2 separate regions of the Homo sapiens genome follow, and region 2 is linked to region 1. Evidence: chromatin contacts called from ENCODE Hi-C or POLR2A ChIA-PET data. All regions are on one chromosome and are shown on one strand. Each heading gives the region's core, a stretch centred on a gene start or an enhancer-like site at or near the end of the contact. The rest is flanking DNA. Distances are from core to core; before and after follow the strand shown.

Region 1 (7,438 bases), core at 1,452-3,951:
CGCCTCCCGGGTTCACACCATTCTCCTGCCTCAGCTGCCTGAGTAGCTGGGACTACAGGCGCCAGCCAGCATGCCCGGCTAATTTTTTGTATTGTTAGTAGAGATAGGGTTTCACCGTGTTAGCCAGGATGGTCTGGATCTCCTGACCTTGTGATCCACCCGCCTCGGCCTCCCAAAGTGCTGGGATTACTGGCGTGAGCCACTGTGCCCGGCCTACAGGAGACTTTTAACAAGTTATTAACCTCTCAGCCTCATCTGTAAAATAGTAACATACCTCAAAAGCTTGTACTATGGATTTATATATGAATACATGCAAAGAGCTAGAGCCAAGCCTAGCTTGGTTACAGTTAGCTGTAACCCCTTCCACACTCCTGATTACCACACTCCACCCTCCCATTCTCTGAACTGGCGCCACCCTAAGACATCTTGAAATCCACCACTAGGGATGCCACCCTCAACCCCCCTTCTCGACTTCTCCATGCAGAATTCTCTTCTGGCCTGTGAGTTTCTCCTCCAGAACGGGGCGAACGTGAACCAAGCGGACAGTGCGGGCCGGGGCCCGCTGCACCACGCAACCATTCTTGGCCACACGGGGTAGGGATGATGGCATGGGGAGGAAGGCTGGGAGAAGTTGGGCGGCCGGCTGACCCTGGCTCTTCTCTCCAGGCTCGCCTGCCTGTTCCTGAAACGGGGAGCTGATCTGGGGGCTCGAGACTCTGAAGGCAGGGACCCTCTGACCATCGCCATGGAAACAGCCAACGCTGACATCGTCACCCTGTAAGAATGCCTGAAGGGGCGGGGCTGGCGCTGGGACTCCCCCCACCCCCGCCCACCCACGTTCGGGCGGGCGGGCGGGGCTGACGCCGAAACAGAAGCCTGTGCTGTGGGGCCTCGGAAAGGGGCTGGGCCAGCGCCGGGGCCAGGCTCGAGAAAGGCTGCGCGAAGTGTGCACTGGGACGTGGAGTAGAAGGCAGGCGGGAGGGCGGGCAGGGTGCAAGGATGCTTGGCCCACCCTGAGAGGCGTAATTCGCCCATCAACATTGCTGTCAGGCATCTTTTTAGCACTAGACGTGACCCCGGGGGTGGGGGCAGATGAACGGAACGCAACCCAGCTCAAAGGATGGGAAGTTGTGGGGGAGGTGAGGATAGTCTTTTTTTTTTTTTTTGAGACGGAGTCTCACTCTGTCGCCCAGGCTAGAGTGCAGGGGCGCGATCTCGGCTCACTGCAACCCCCGCCTCCCGGGTTCAAGCGATTCTCCTGTCTCAGCCTCCCCTGAGTAGCTGGGACTACAGGCGTGCGCCACCACCCCCGGCTAATTTTTTGTATTTTTAGTAGAGACGGGGTTTCACCATGTTGGCCAGGACGGTCTCGATCTCCTGACCTCGTGATCCGCCTGCCTCGGCCTCCCAAAGTGTTGGGATTACAGGCGTGAGCCACCGCGCCCGGCCAAAGATAGTGTCGTTCATTTCTTAATTCCCTCCTCTTCAGGCTACGACTGGCAAAGATGAGGGAGGCTGAAGCGGCCCAGGGGCAGGCAGGTAAAGAATACACCCACCCCACCCCCCAGGCCCAACACCTGAACTCTGGGCTTCTGGTCCACGGTGACCTCTCTCCCTAGTGCCCAGCTGCATTCATTCCGTTATTTAACAAATGCGTATTGGGCGCATGCGACGTGCCAGGCCCTGGCAAGGCATAGGTGCTGGCGCAGTGCCCGCGGCGCGCACGTTCCCACCCAGGCTCGGAGCGCGAGGTCCCCAGGTGGGCCCCAACCGCCGGATCCTGCCCTTCTGCACTGGGGCCCAGCCGCCTCCCGGCCTTTCCTCCCTCCCCCAGGAGATGAGACGTATCTTGACATCTTCCGCGACTTCTCCCTCATGGCGTCAGACGACCCGGAGAAGCTGAGCCGTCGCAGTCATGACCTCCACACGCTGTGACCCGAGGCCCACGGGGCCCGCGCCTGCCTCCCTTCCCCGCCACCGGGCCCTCTGCCATTAAAGCCTCCGTGCTTCGCTCTTCCCTTCTGGTTCACTTCTTGGGCGCCACCTTCGGGCCCGTAGGGTGTTGGGCGCTGCGGCTCCCGAGGTGCGGGGAGCAGCTGGGGGTTTGCGAGCTCCAGTCCAGCAAGGTGCGACTCCGGGGAGCGAGGCGGCAGCTTCGGCCGCGGCCTGAGCGCAGGGCGCTGCGGGGCGGGGGCTCTCGGGCTGGGGCGACGTGGCCAGCCCAGTCCTGCCGAGGGGTGGGGCTGGCCCTGGGGCTCGCTGGCCCCGCGCCGCCGCGGAGAGAGCGCGCCCGGGCCACCCCGGCTGGAAGGCATCCCCGGAATGCGGCGGCTCAGCACCCGCCCCCTCGGGAATTCCCCGGGGGAGCCGCTGGGAGGGACTCGGCTCCCGGGCTGGGCCGGCCGGGCCTCGGGCTCTGAGCGGTGGGATTAGAGGCTCCAGCCCCGCCGACTTGCAGACGTGAGATCGGGCACACCTGAGCGGCGGCGGGGCGGTCGTGGCCACATCCGGGGCGACGTGCCTGAGTCACCCCGTCCCGCCAGCGTCTGCCAGTCCAGCCAGTCCGCCCAGTCTCTCGCGTCCGAGACTCGCCTCCAGCCTCCCACCTCCGCCCGGGCCGCGCGAGCCTCGCGGGGGCGGGGGCGGGGCGCCAAGGGGCGGGGCTGTCTCTTAAAGGGCCCCGGGCCGCTGCCCTTAGGCCACTTCCTGGGGGCGGAGAGGACCTCAGCGGCTGCGGCGACACCCAGGGAAGGCGGCGCGGCCGGGTCCCGAAACTCCTGGCTGTTTCCATCAGAGCCCTCGGACACTCCCAGCCCGGGCTGAGCACGCATCGTCGCTCCCCGGCGGATACAAGGGGGCTCCGCCATCCGCTCCCGTCAGTTCGGCCTCCATCTCCTGGGACCCGCGCCGGCAGCCAGGCCAGGCCTCTGAGTGGCCCCAGAGCCCTGGCTGGACTCGTCCACGGCGGCAGCGATCTGCCCGGGGTCTCGGAGGCCATCCCTTCAGAGTCGGCCCTGTGCTCGCCACCGTCACCTGCTGGTTGGATTCCGGAAACCCACTGTCTGAAGACCACAGAGGGGTGTCGCTGACCACCCCAAATCGGATACGTCCAGACCTCAAGCTCCCTTCCCCTCTCTGGCTGCCCTCTGCTCTTTTCATCTCTTCTCTCAACCTTTTGGGGATTTCTGTGTCCTGACACCACCTCCCCATCCACCACCAAAGTAGCCGGGGTGAGCCCCAAACCTTACTGGGTGTGCTCCACCTGTGCCTCCAACCCAGCGAATCTGACAGCTTCGACCCAATTCTGCACACACCCAGGAAGTTCTGCCTTTTCTTTTCTTTCGGTGTCTCCTGTACTTCCCAAAATTTCTCCTCCTCCTGTGCCCTCTTCGCCCCCCTCCTTTGGGGGCCCCGTGACCCTGAATGTGGGGGGCACACTATATTCCACCACTTTGGAGACCCTGACCCGCTTCCCAGACTCTATGCTGGGGGCCATGTTTAGGGCCGGCACCCCCATGCCCCCCAACCTCAATTCCCAAGGAGGCGGCCACTACTTCATCGACCGGGATGGCAAGGCCTTCCGGCACATCCTCAATTTCCTGAGGCTGGGCCGCCTGGACCTGCCCCGTGGGTACGGAGAGACAGCGCTGCTCAGGGCAGAGGCTGACTTCTACCAGATCCGGCCCCTCCTGGACGCGCTGCGGGAACTGGAGGCCTCTCAGGGGACCCCTGCACCCACAGCTGCCCTGCTCCACGCAGATGTAGATGTCAGCCCCCGCCTGGTGCACTTCTCTGCTCGCCGGGGACCCCATCACTATGAGCTGAGCTCCGTCCAGGTGGACACCTTCCGAGCCAACCTTTTCTGCACCGACTCTGAGTGTCTAGGTGCTTTGCGGGCCCGATTTGGTGTGGCCAGTGGGGATAGGGCAGAGGGGAGCCCACATTTTCATCTGGAGTGGGCCCCCCGCCCCGTGGAACTCCCCGAGGTGGAGTATGGGAGACTGGGGCTGCAGCCGCTGTGGACTGGGGGGCCAGGAGAGCGGCGGGAGGTGGTGGGCACCCCAAGCTTCCTGGAGGAGGTGCTGCGGGTGGCTCTCGAGCACGGCTTCCGACTAGACTCTGTCTTCCCCGACCCCGAAGACCTGCTCAACTCCAGGTCTCTGCGCTTTGTCCGGCACTGAGGATGCTGTTCTCAGTTTGACTGTGGGGAGGAGAGAGAATGGGGTACTAGCACCCCTGAAGCCTCTTTCCAGCTCTGCTTCAGGAGCTATGAGAGTCGGGACTCTCCTGCACCTGACTGGAGCTCAGATGTGGGCAGGAATTCCCAAACCTGAGCCCACCAAGGACTCACAAGTGGTCCAGAAGGTCTCAACCTGTGCTGACCCTGGGAGGGGTAGGGAAGGTTCTCTCAGCTTGTTCTTGCCTAAGGCTGAGCACCTCCAGTCTCTCCTTGATTTGGAGCTCAGTGTTTAAGGGCTTGGAAAAGGGGGGAACATCTCTTTACCCAGACTAGACCTAGCAAAACCCTGGAAGGATATTGAGGTCTGGGGAAAAGGGAGGACTTTGCATTTTCCCAATGCGGTCTCTTGGACCATGGCTTCTACTCCTGAAGCTGGGTGGCCTGGCCTGGCCTGACCAATGAGAGGCCAGAACACTCTGGAACATCGGAAGAGGAGTTCTTTGCTATGTTCCAAGCCATCTACTGAGGGAGGCAGAAAGGCCACAACCCACCCTAGGTTGATGTATGGGAGCTAGGACAGTCCCCATGGCAATGGGGCTGGAGCATCCCTCATCTGGAAGAATCCCATACTGATGGCAGGGCTGGCCAGGGGGAAGAGGGTAGTATCTGTGGGTCCTGGCCTTTCTTCATGTGTGCGTGCATATCAGCCCGTGTGGCTGACTGATGTATAGGTCCCTGGCATCCTGGTTCATATCTGTGTTGCTGACTACAGTGTCTGTGATGTCCGCATGTCCAGGCCTGTTTGGGGTTGCCTAGCGACTCTTCTGGCACAGGGTGTGTCTGTGGTATACCTGTGAGGTGGTTGACAATTAGTAGTTTAATCACAGGGTGTGTGTGTGTGTGTGTGTGTGTGTGTTTATGTGCACGCATGTATATGCATCACCACGTAGCCAGGAGGGGCCTGTTGGGGTTTGAGTCACTGGGATCTTCCTGGTGAGAGGTAAGAGAAGTCACTGGGCTTAGCTGGGCCTCTGAGGCCTGTATGGAACTCTTGGTTGCTGAGGCAACCATGGACCTGTTGCTAGGAGATAGCTGGGGAAGGCCCAAGGCCGCCCAGGGCAGAGAGAGGAGACGAAGAGTTTGGGACAGTGGGGGAGGAGATGGGAAGGGATGGGATTTCTGGGTCCCAGAGCGGGTGGGATACTCACGCACAGCTTCTTCACTGGTGGGGGGTGGGGCACACATTATTTCTCACTGGTCATGATTTACAAGAAGAAAAATAAAACTGCTTTTGGAACCACAAACTTGTGAAGGCTGTTGAGGGCCAGGTTGGGGGTGCTGTCCCCTCACAACAGAAGCCCTGCTTTCTCTGCCCATCGCCTGCTGGAGATGCCTTCTGGACCCCAGTTCCTTGAGCCCCAGCTTTACCCCAGCTGAGGATGGGCAGTGCCATTGTTCATTGTTCTGGAACATTCTAGAACCTCCAGGCAAGGGCTGGAGCCAGGGCTGCAGAGCATTCCTCGGCTCAGCTGGGGCAGCGCCGCCCCATCCCCCAGTGGTCCTCATGTGGAGGCTGGCACTAGGCGGGGTTTTCCTGGCAGCCGCCCAGGCTTGTGTCTTCTGTCGCCTCCCAGCCCACGACTTGTCAGGCCGCCTGGCTCGGCTCTGCAGCCAGATGGAGGCCAGGCAGAAGGAATGTGGGGCCTCCCCAGACTTCTCGGCCTTTGCCTTAGGTAGGACCAGACATCCAGGGATGGGCCCAGCAAGCACTCACCCCCCTACCCCCAGAGGGTGGCATGTGACCTTCCAGCTGTGCCCTCCATCTGTGGCCCTTTCTGGACATGCTGGCCTTTCCCTCTGAGAGAGCTCCATATCTGGGAAAGTCAGGAGAGACCCCAGAACCTGGGCTGATGAGGGAATCGCTGGTCCTTGCCCATCTCCACAGATGAGGTGTCCATGAACAAAGTCACAGAGAAGACTCACAGAGTCCTGAGGGTCATGGGTGAGGTCAAGGGGAAAGAGTGACCTAGGGGCTTGGGAGGATACCAAGGAGAGGGACGGGTGACAGGGGTTGGGGTGGGCAGGGAAGGGTGGAGGGGTAGAGACAGGAGGGCTGATCAGGGAGGGGCTGCGTGAAGAGAGGGGGAACTGGCCCCGTCGAGGCCCAGGGAAACGGAGCTGCTGTCTGCCTCCCCAGAAATCAAAGAGGCTGTCTCCTCACTCCCTTCATATTGGAGTTGGCTTCGAAAGACCAAGCTCCCTGAGTACACCAGGGAAGGTACCGATGCGGGATGGGCCTCAAGGGGAGCCTAGGGTCTTAACCAAAGGAATGTGTGGTGAGCAGCTCATCCATTCACACCCCCACCCCTTCCTTGTCTTTCATTTCAGCTCTCTGTCCCCCCGCCTGCCGTGAGTAGGAAAGGAAAGGGGTAGCAAGGACCTGGGGCCTGCAGGGTGTCAGAGGAGGGCCTGGCAGCTGCAGGAGGAAGCTGGGTACCAGGCAGGGTGGAGGCCCGGCCTCCCCTCCCCAGCGTTGCCTCTGCTGTCTCCTGCAGGGGGCAGCACCACGCTGTACAACTGCTCCACCTGCAAGGGGACGGAGGTGTCCTGCTGGCCCCGAAAGCGCTGCTTCCCAGGTCCTCACGCCCATCTTGGCCCCGCCCCACCTTGCCCAGATCCCTGAGCCCTTGGGCTCCCAAGTCGGTGCGTGTGGGTCCCAGAATCATTCACTGCCTCCTGGGTTCCCTGCAGGAAGTCAGGATCTTTGGGAAGCCAAGATTCTGCTCCTCTCCATCTTCGGAGCTTTCCTGCTTCTGGGTGTTCTGAGCCTCCTGGTGGAGTGAGTTTTGGGATAAAGACAGGAATCCTACCCCGCCCAGTGCCTTCCACCACCCATCCTCCCTCCCTCTGTCCCTCCCAGGCCCCTCCCGTAGGCTTCCCACCCTCGTCTTCCCTCAGGTCCCACCACCTCCAAGCAAAAAGTGGCTTGTGAAGACGCTGAAAACCTCCCAGCCTCCAGCTCTAAGGGGTATGCACTCACAACTTCCACATCCCTTGGAGGGGAACCAGTCAGCCCCTTAGTCCCAGCTCCAAAGACAGTCTCCAGACCCTAAAACCCAGACATCCCTGCTTCTGGTTGGTGAGATAATGAAAAACAAGAAAATCCCCAAAAACCCAGATCCCCCACAATCCCAGTGTCAGATGGCCTCCCGGGAACCCAGGCACCCACAGCTGGAAAGTTCCTCCCCTCCAGCCCTC
Region 2 (7,438 bases), core at 276-2,775, 280 kb after region 1:
TAATTTTTGTATTTTTAGTAGAGACGGGGTTTCACTATGTTGGCCAGGCTGGTCTGGAACTCCTGACCTCAAGTGATCTGCCCGCCTCAGCCTTCTAAAGTGCTGGGATTACAGATGTGACCCACCAAGCCCGGTCTGTCATTTGCATTTTAAAATGGGTCATGGGGTGGGCACAGTGGCTCACACCTGTAATCCCAGCATTTTGGGAGGCAGAGGCAGGCGGATCACCTGAGATCAGGAATTTGAGACCAGCCTGACCAACATGGTGAAACCCCGTCTCTACTAAAAATACAAAAATTAGACAGGTGTGGTGGCGCATGCCTTTACTCCCAGCTACTCGGGAGGCTGAGACAGGAGAATCGCTTGAACCTGGGAGGTGGAGGTTACAGTGAGCCGAGATCGTGCCATTGCACTCCAGCCTGGGCAACAAAAGCGAAACTCCATCTCAAAATAAATAAATAAAATAAAATGCGTCAGGGAGGGTCGGGCCTTGTGGCTAATGCCTGTAATCCAGGTACTTTGGGAGGCTGAGGTGGGCGGATCATTTCAGGTCAGAGGTTCGAGATCAGCCTGGGCAACGTGGTGAAATCCCCGTCTCTACTAAAAACACAAAAAAATTTGCTGGGCGTGGTGGTGCGTGCACCTGTAGTCCCAACTACTAAGGAGGCTGAGACAGGAGGATCGCTTGAACTCGAGAGGCAGAGGCAGCAGTGAGCCGAGATCACGCCACTGCACTCCAGCCTGGGTGATAGAGCAAGACTCTGTCTAAAATAAAATAAAATAAAATAAAATAAAATAAAATAAAATGGGTCAGGGAGTGGGTGATTTCTACTGCTAGACTGTTTAGGCCCTGTAATAAATGGATAAGGGAAGATAACTGAGAGGCGGGGGGCAGGTCCCTTCTTAATATTCACTGAATCATACACACAGACAATACCTTCTTGGGAGACAGGCCTCAGAGGCCTGGGAAAAGACTGGGGGAGGAGTTCAGACCAGATGCCAGGCACTGTGCCTGCATTTTCTCAATGAACCCTCTTTCACAGTCACCCCGTAAAGTATTATTTTCCTCATTTTACAGACAAGGACACTGAAGCACAGAGGTGAAGTGACTTGCCCAAGGTCACTCAGCTAGAAATTTAGGATTCCATTATCTCATTTCTAGTCCTGATACAGGATGCTACTTGGGACGCAGGGGAGGACTGTTTCTAGACCTCAGGCCTGTGAATGCAGGCTCCCCGAGTGGACAGAAATCTTGGAGGACCTAGATCAGGCCCTAGAGGAGGAGAGGGGAGATGGAATATCCTCTCCCAGTTCAGAAACTTTCTCGGCAGTGGAGGATGATAGTGGAGGGGACTCTGTCCTTCACCCCATTGATCCCCAGAGGGGTGATAGCTGAGTCTTGTGACTGGGCCCCTGGGCAGGGGTCAAGGGTCAGTGCCCCTGTTTCCTTTACCCCCTCCTCCCCGGGCAACCTTTAACCCTCCACCGCCCACACGCAAGGCTGCCTGCCTCTACACATTCTCCCAAGAGTTGTCTGAGCCGCCGAGTGGACAGTGGCTGATTATGGAGAGCAGAGGCCCACTGGCTACCTCGCGCCTGCTGCTGTTGCTGCTGTTGCTACTACTGCGTCACACCCGCCAGGGATGGGCCCTGAGACCTGTTCTCCCCACCCAGGTGCAGGAGCGGGACAGGGCACTCAGCTCATGCAGTCTTCCCTTCTCTCCTCTGGCCCTGTAGCAGGGCCTCTCCCTCTGTCTGTCTCTGACATGTCCCTACTCAGCTTTGTTTGTTTTCTCTTTCTGATAGAGTGCCCACGACCCTCCGGCTGTCCACCTCAGCAATGGCCCAGGACAAGAGCCTATCGCTGTCATGACCTTTGACCTCACCAAGATCACAAAGTATGGGGTTGGCCTAGCCCTTGACCCAGTCCCCTGGTTCTGCCCTCTCTCCATCAGCTCTTCTCTTTTCCCTGTCTTCCTTTCCTTATCTGTGAACACCATCTCCCCCAAACCCACACTGGTTCTCAAAGGACACATGACATACACAATCTTTCCTTCTGTGTCCTTCCAGAACCTCCTCCTCCTTTGAGGTTCGAACCTGGGACCCAGAGGGAGTGATTTTTTATGGGGATACCAACCCTAAGGATGACTGGTTTATGCTGGGACTTCGAGACGGCAGGCCTGAGATCCAACTGCACAATCACTGGGCCCAGCTTACGGTGGGTGCTGGACCACGGCTGGATGATGGGAGATGGCACCAGGTAAGCTAGCTCTGGTCCTCAGGGGAGGGATGTCTGGAGCTGGTCTGAGGAAAGGGAACAAAACCAAGTTATTGGGCATCCCTCTACCACTGTCATCTCGTTTAATCCACACGAACCCCCACAAAGTAGCTATTCTTGGCCCCATCTTTTCTGATGGGAATTCTAAGGCTCAGTCAGTATATAAGTGACAAGAGCTGAGTGACCCAAGGCCAAGGATGCTAGCTGCTTCTTTAAGGCATGTTCTTTCCACTATAGTACTAGGCTGCCTCACAGGAAGGTGGCAGAAACAGATCCCAGGGGCCTCTGATTTTGCTTCCCACCTTCCTGCAGGTGGAAGTCAAGATGGAGGGGGACTCTGTGCTGCTGGAGGTGGATGGGGAGGAGGTGCTGCGCCTGAGACAGGTCTCTGGGCCCCTGACCAGCAAACGCCATCCCATCATGAGGATTGCGCTTGGGGGGCTGCTCTTCCCCGCTTCCAACCTTCGGTTGCCGGTAACTACACCCCAGGGGTGGAACCCTAGCCAAGACTTGGTAAAGCACTGCTGGGTGGCTGGCCGTGGGAATCTAAGTCCACACTTTTAGGGAGAAGGGAAGGGTTGAGAGCTGCAAGGGGGAGGCCAAATGCTCAGAGGGGAGTCAACTGAGGGCAGGGAGGTCGGGACTGCGGCTCCGATGCCCTGATTTCTACATCCCCGTATCTTATCTCTGTCACACTCCAGCTGGTTCCTGCCCTGGATGGCTGCCTGCGCCGGGATTCCTGGCTGGACAAACAGGCCGAGATCTCAGCATCTGCCCCCACTAGCCTCAGAAGCTGTGATGTAGAATCAAATCCCGGGATATTTCTCCCTCCAGGGACTCAGGCAGAATTCAATCTCCGAGGTAGATTTCCTCGGAGTCTATTTTTCCCACCCTGGCCAGCTCAGCCTGCCTCTGTCCCCCTCTACCACTGGCCCCTTTCCTCCTTGAGACCCCAGCTTTGAGGCCTCAGGATAATCATTTCTCCCCACAGACATTCCCCAGCCTCATGCAGAGCCCTGGGCCTTCTCTTTGGACCTGGGACTCAAGCAGGCAGCAGGCTCAGGCCACCTCCTTGCTCTTGGGACACCAGAGAACCCATCTTGGCTCAGTCTCCACCTCCAAGATCAAGTAAAGGGGGACAGTGGGGCATTGCCTGTATTCAGTGGAGCCTGGAGCAATGAGGGAAGAGGGGAGTCCAACATGTCAATATTAGGAAGGTTTCCAGCCCAGGGAACATAACAAGACTGGCTCCACAGAATTGTTTTTCATTAATAATTAGCCAGGCATGGTGGTGCTTGCCTGTAATCCCAGGTGCTGGAGGCCAAGACCAGAGGATCACTTGAGGCCAGGAGTTTGACACCAGCCTGGGCAACATAGCAGAGACCTCTGTCTAAAAAAAAAAAAAAATTAGCCAGGCATGGTAGCACATGTCTGCTGCCCTAGCTATTTAGGAGCCTGAGGCAGGAGGTTCACTTGAGCCCAGGAGTTTGAAGCTGCAGTGAGCTATGATGTGCCACTGCACTCTGACCTGGGCCACAGTGAGACCCTGTCTCAAAAAAATAAAAATAAAAATAAGGCTTATGGATGGCACTCAGGTGGGTGGTAGGGGCGAGGGACATATCTTGAAGCTCCCCACAGCAAGCAAACAGTTTTGACTTAGACTGCATATTTACTTGGGGCAGGTGTGGTTTCAAAAAGGGTCAAGCCAAAAAAAATTGGGGCAGGATTTAAGTGGTGAGAATGGCCAGTAGGTGGAGGCATAGCGAAGAGGCAGAATTAAGGCAGCTAGGGGTGAGGCCACAGGCAGTAGGCCCGGCTCATTCTTCCCTCTCTCTCTACCGTCCCTTTCCCACACACTCTGCAGAAGGTGGTGTTGTCTTCTGGGTCGGGGCCAGGGCTGGATCTGCCCCTGGTCTTGGGACTCCCTCTTCAGCTGAAGCTGAGTATGTCCAGGGTGGTCTTGAGCCAAGGGTCGAAGATGAAGGCCCTTGCCCTGCCTCCCTTAGGCCTGGCTCCCCTCCTTAACCTCTGGGCCAAGCCTCAAGGGCGTCTCTTCCTGGGGGCTTTACCAGGTAAGAGAGAATGATGTTCAAGTTCATGAGCACAACATTGGAAACAGCTCAAGGGAGGCGGCACATTTTGAGGGGAAGGAAACCTCTGGGAGGGAAGAAGAATAGGCCACAAGAAGAAGATATGGGGGCAGTGGAAGGTAGTGCTTTTGCAAACTCAGGTTGGAGGAGTGGAAAAGTGGGGAGAAGATTCTGGATCCGAGCCACCTTAATGCTCTAATGCCACCTTTGCACTACCTCCCTCTAGGAGAAGACTCTTCCACCTCTTTTTGCCTGAATGGCCTTTGGGCACAAGGTCAGAGGCTGGATGTGGACCAGGCCCTGAACAGAAGCCATGAGATCTGGACTCACAGCTGCCCCCAGAGCCCAGGCAATGGCACTGACGCTTCCCATTAAAGCTCCACCTAAGAACCCCCTTTGAAAGTTACTGATTATTCATTTATTCAACAAATATTCACTGTGCACTAGCAATGTACCAGGCACTGTGCCAAGTATTGAGTTGTCTTAATGAGCAAAAACACTCTGGTTCCTACCCTCTTGGTGCCCACAGTCCCATAGGGAAGCAGACATCCATCAAAGGCTAACTAATAAGTGGATAGTTGGAAGCACTGATAAAGAAGAATTGGAGAGTTGTGAAAACATGGAGACTGGCCGGGCGTGGTGGCTCACGCCTGTAATCCCAGCACTTTGGGAGGCAGAGGCGGGCGGACCACAAGGTCAGGAGATCGAGACCATCCTGGCTAACACGGTGAAACCCCGTCTCTACTGAAAATACAAAAAAATTAGCTGGGCATGGTGGCGGGCGCCTGTAGTCCCGGCTGCTCGAGAGGCTGAGGCAGGAGAATGGTGTGAACCCGGGAGGCGGAGCTTGCAGTGAGCCGAGATCGCGCCACTACACTCCAGCCTGGGCAACAGAGCAAGAGTCCATCTCAAAAAAAAAGAAAAAAGAAAAAATAGAAAACATGGAGACTAGGAGGCCTTAACTTAGTCTGAGCGTCAAGGAGAGTTTCTCTAAGGAAATGAGGACTTCTTTTTTTTTTTTTTTTTGAGATGGAGTTTCCCGCTCTTGTTGCCCAGGCTGGAGTGCAATGGCGTGATCTCGGCTCACTGCAACCTCCGCCTCGCGGGTTCAAGCGATTCTTTTGCCTCAGCCTCCCGAGTAGCTGGGATTACAGGCGTGCACCACCACCCCCAGCTAATTTTTTGTATTTTTAGTAGAGGTGGGGTTTCACCATGTTGGCCAGGCTGGTCTAGAACTCCTGACCTCGGGTGATCCTCCTGCCTCGGCCTCCCAAAGTGCTGGGATTACAGGCGTGAGCCATTGCGTCCGGCTGGAAATGAGGACTTCTTAGGCTGAGATCCCAGCAAAAACCCCGACAGACAGACATACTCTGGATACAGGTCACTTTCTGGAAGCCAGGACCCACCTGGTTCCGCAGAAGCTACTCCCTTTGAGACCAGTTTCCTGCCTCTGTGGCTGGTCCAGAGAGATCAGGAGGAAGGGAAGAGATGGGATTTTGACATCTCAGTCATCTGGTCCTTGGACTGGCCATTGCTGCCCAGGGAAGAAGCAGCAGGGGGCGTGAGAGGGTCACAGAGAGATGTGGGTAGGGGTTCTGGAAAAAGGGGTGGAGGCAGGGAGAAAGAAAAAGGGAGGAGAGCAGAGGGAGAAAGTCGCGTCTCTCTCTCTCTCTCCTAGTCTTGGTCCACTTGCTGCCTTCCCAGACAAATTTGTCTCTACTCCATTAAGCAAGAACTGGCTTGTGCTGGTCCCAGCTGGGAAAAACAGACAGATTTGGGAATATCTCTCCCCTCAAAGAATACGGTGACCCAGCTCTCAACCACAGACCTCTAGAGAATGCTGGTGCCCAGCATCCCTCCCTGGGGAACCCTCGTATCCAAGCCCATAGCCCCTACCCCTCAGCTCCCAGTCTTCTGCCCTCTTAGGAACCCTTGTGTCCTAGCCCAAAGCTCCCAGCCTACTAAGGAGCCCTGGGGCTAAAGCCCCCCATCCTCTTTCCTCTCAAGAACTATTAGGTCAGCCAGGTGTGGTAGCTCACACCTTTAATCCCAGCACTTTGGGAGGCCGGGGTGGGCGGATCACCTGAAGTCAGGAGTTTGAGACCAATCTGGCCAACATAGTGCAATCCCGTCTCTACTAAAAATACAAAAATTAGCTGGGCATGATGGTGGGCGCCTGTAATCCCAGCTACTCGGGAGGCTGAGGCAGGAGAATTGCTTGAACCTGGGAGGTGGAGGTTGCAGTGAGCCGAGATTGCGCCACTGCACTCCAACCTGGGTGACAGAGTGAGACTCTGTCTCAAAAAAACAAAACAAAACAAAAAAAAACTTAAAAAGAACCATTAGGTTAAAGCATCCTCCATCTCCAGACCCCATGAGAATCCCAGTGTCCAAGACTCCTAATTTCTTACAAGAATCTTTTCACCAGTAACCCAGGCAGCAGGCTGAGTCACTCACTGGAGCTGCTGTCCCCTTCTGCAGAGATCAGCCGGGACCTAAATGACTCCAGGGTAAGGAGGCCCTGGGGAGTCTGTAGGGTAGAAGACACAAATCCCAAGCCCCACCTTCTACCTCTCCTAATCTTGACCCTATAGACCCTCTCAGGATCTACAACTGCCTCCACCCAGCCAGCAGTGTTGGTAGTGGAGTCTTCAGCAATGGAGAGGGCATCCACATTTAACTCTGGCCCCTTGTTGACGTTCAGGGCTAACCTAGGCCACCTGAGCACCCGCTATGTACTAGGCACTGTTGTAGATACTGAGGATTCGTTGGTGAAAAGGACAAAAACAGGCTGGGCGCAGTGGCTCACGCCTGTAATCTCAGCACTTTGGGAGGCTGAGACGGGCGGATCATGAGGTCAGGAGATCAAGACCATCCTAGCCGGGCGTGGTGGCGGCGCCTGTAGTCTCAGCTACTTGGGAGGCTGAGGCAGGAGAATGGCGTGAACCCGGGAGGTGGAGCTTGCAGTGAGCGGAGATCGCACCACTGCACTCCAGCCTGGGCGACAGAGCGAGACTCCGTCTCAAAAAAAAAAGAAAGAAAGAAAAAAGAAAAGGACAAACACTATCCC

What was found. A loop is a pair of places that touch in the nucleus more often than their neighbours do. ChIA-PET counts read pairs that join two places held with the same protein, here RNA polymerase II (POLR2A). Pooled maps may share reads with other maps.
Region 2: a loop to region 1 is called in a pooled map, with 6 times the contacts of the local background. The contact joins the promoter of SHBG here to the promoter of KCTD11 in region 1. A Hi-C loop is called at or near these places in 8 of 50 pooled maps. POLR2A ChIA-PET finds 5 or more read pairs at or near these places in 5 of 52 experiments (GM12878, H1, HepG2 and 2 more).

What each region holds. Positions count from the first base shown.
Region 1 is chr17:7,349,461-7,356,898 of GRCh38, forward strand. It overlaps KCTD11 (potassium channel tetramerization domain containing 11), which reads left to right and starts at 2,702. Exons shown (of 1, transcript NM_001363642.1): 1 at 2,702-5,484. The coding sequence starts at 3,366. The coding sequence ends at 4,181. ACAP1 (ArfGAP with coiled-coil, ankyrin repeat and PH domains 1) reads left to right here. Exons shown (of 22, transcript NM_014716.4): 19 at 485-594; 20 at 667-777; 21 at 1,490-1,539; 22 at 1,835-2,017. The coding sequence ends at 1,935. TMEM95 (transmembrane protein 95) reads left to right here and starts at 5,696. Exons shown (of 7, transcript NM_001320436.2): 1 at 5,696-5,913; 2 at 6,126-6,182; 3 at 6,378-6,458; 4 at 6,569-6,589; 5 at 6,736-6,816; 6 at 6,932-7,019; 7 at 7,139-7,438. The coding sequence starts at 5,745. The coding sequence ends at 7,172. RefSeq lists enhancers at 411-500, 5,237-5,763, 5,764-6,290 and silencers at 751-890, 1,771-1,830, 1,901-1,960, 2,011-2,780.
Region 2 is chr17:7,628,610-7,636,047 of GRCh38, forward strand. It overlaps SHBG (sex hormone binding globulin), which reads left to right and starts at 1,526. Exons shown (of 8, transcript NM_001040.5): 1 at 1,526-1,674; 2 at 1,807-1,898; 3 at 2,071-2,260; 4 at 2,591-2,752; 5 at 2,980-3,139; 6 at 3,270-3,406; 7 at 4,143-4,350; 8 at 4,595-4,763. The coding sequence starts at 1,564. The coding sequence ends at 4,743. RefSeq lists an enhancer at 4,017-4,106.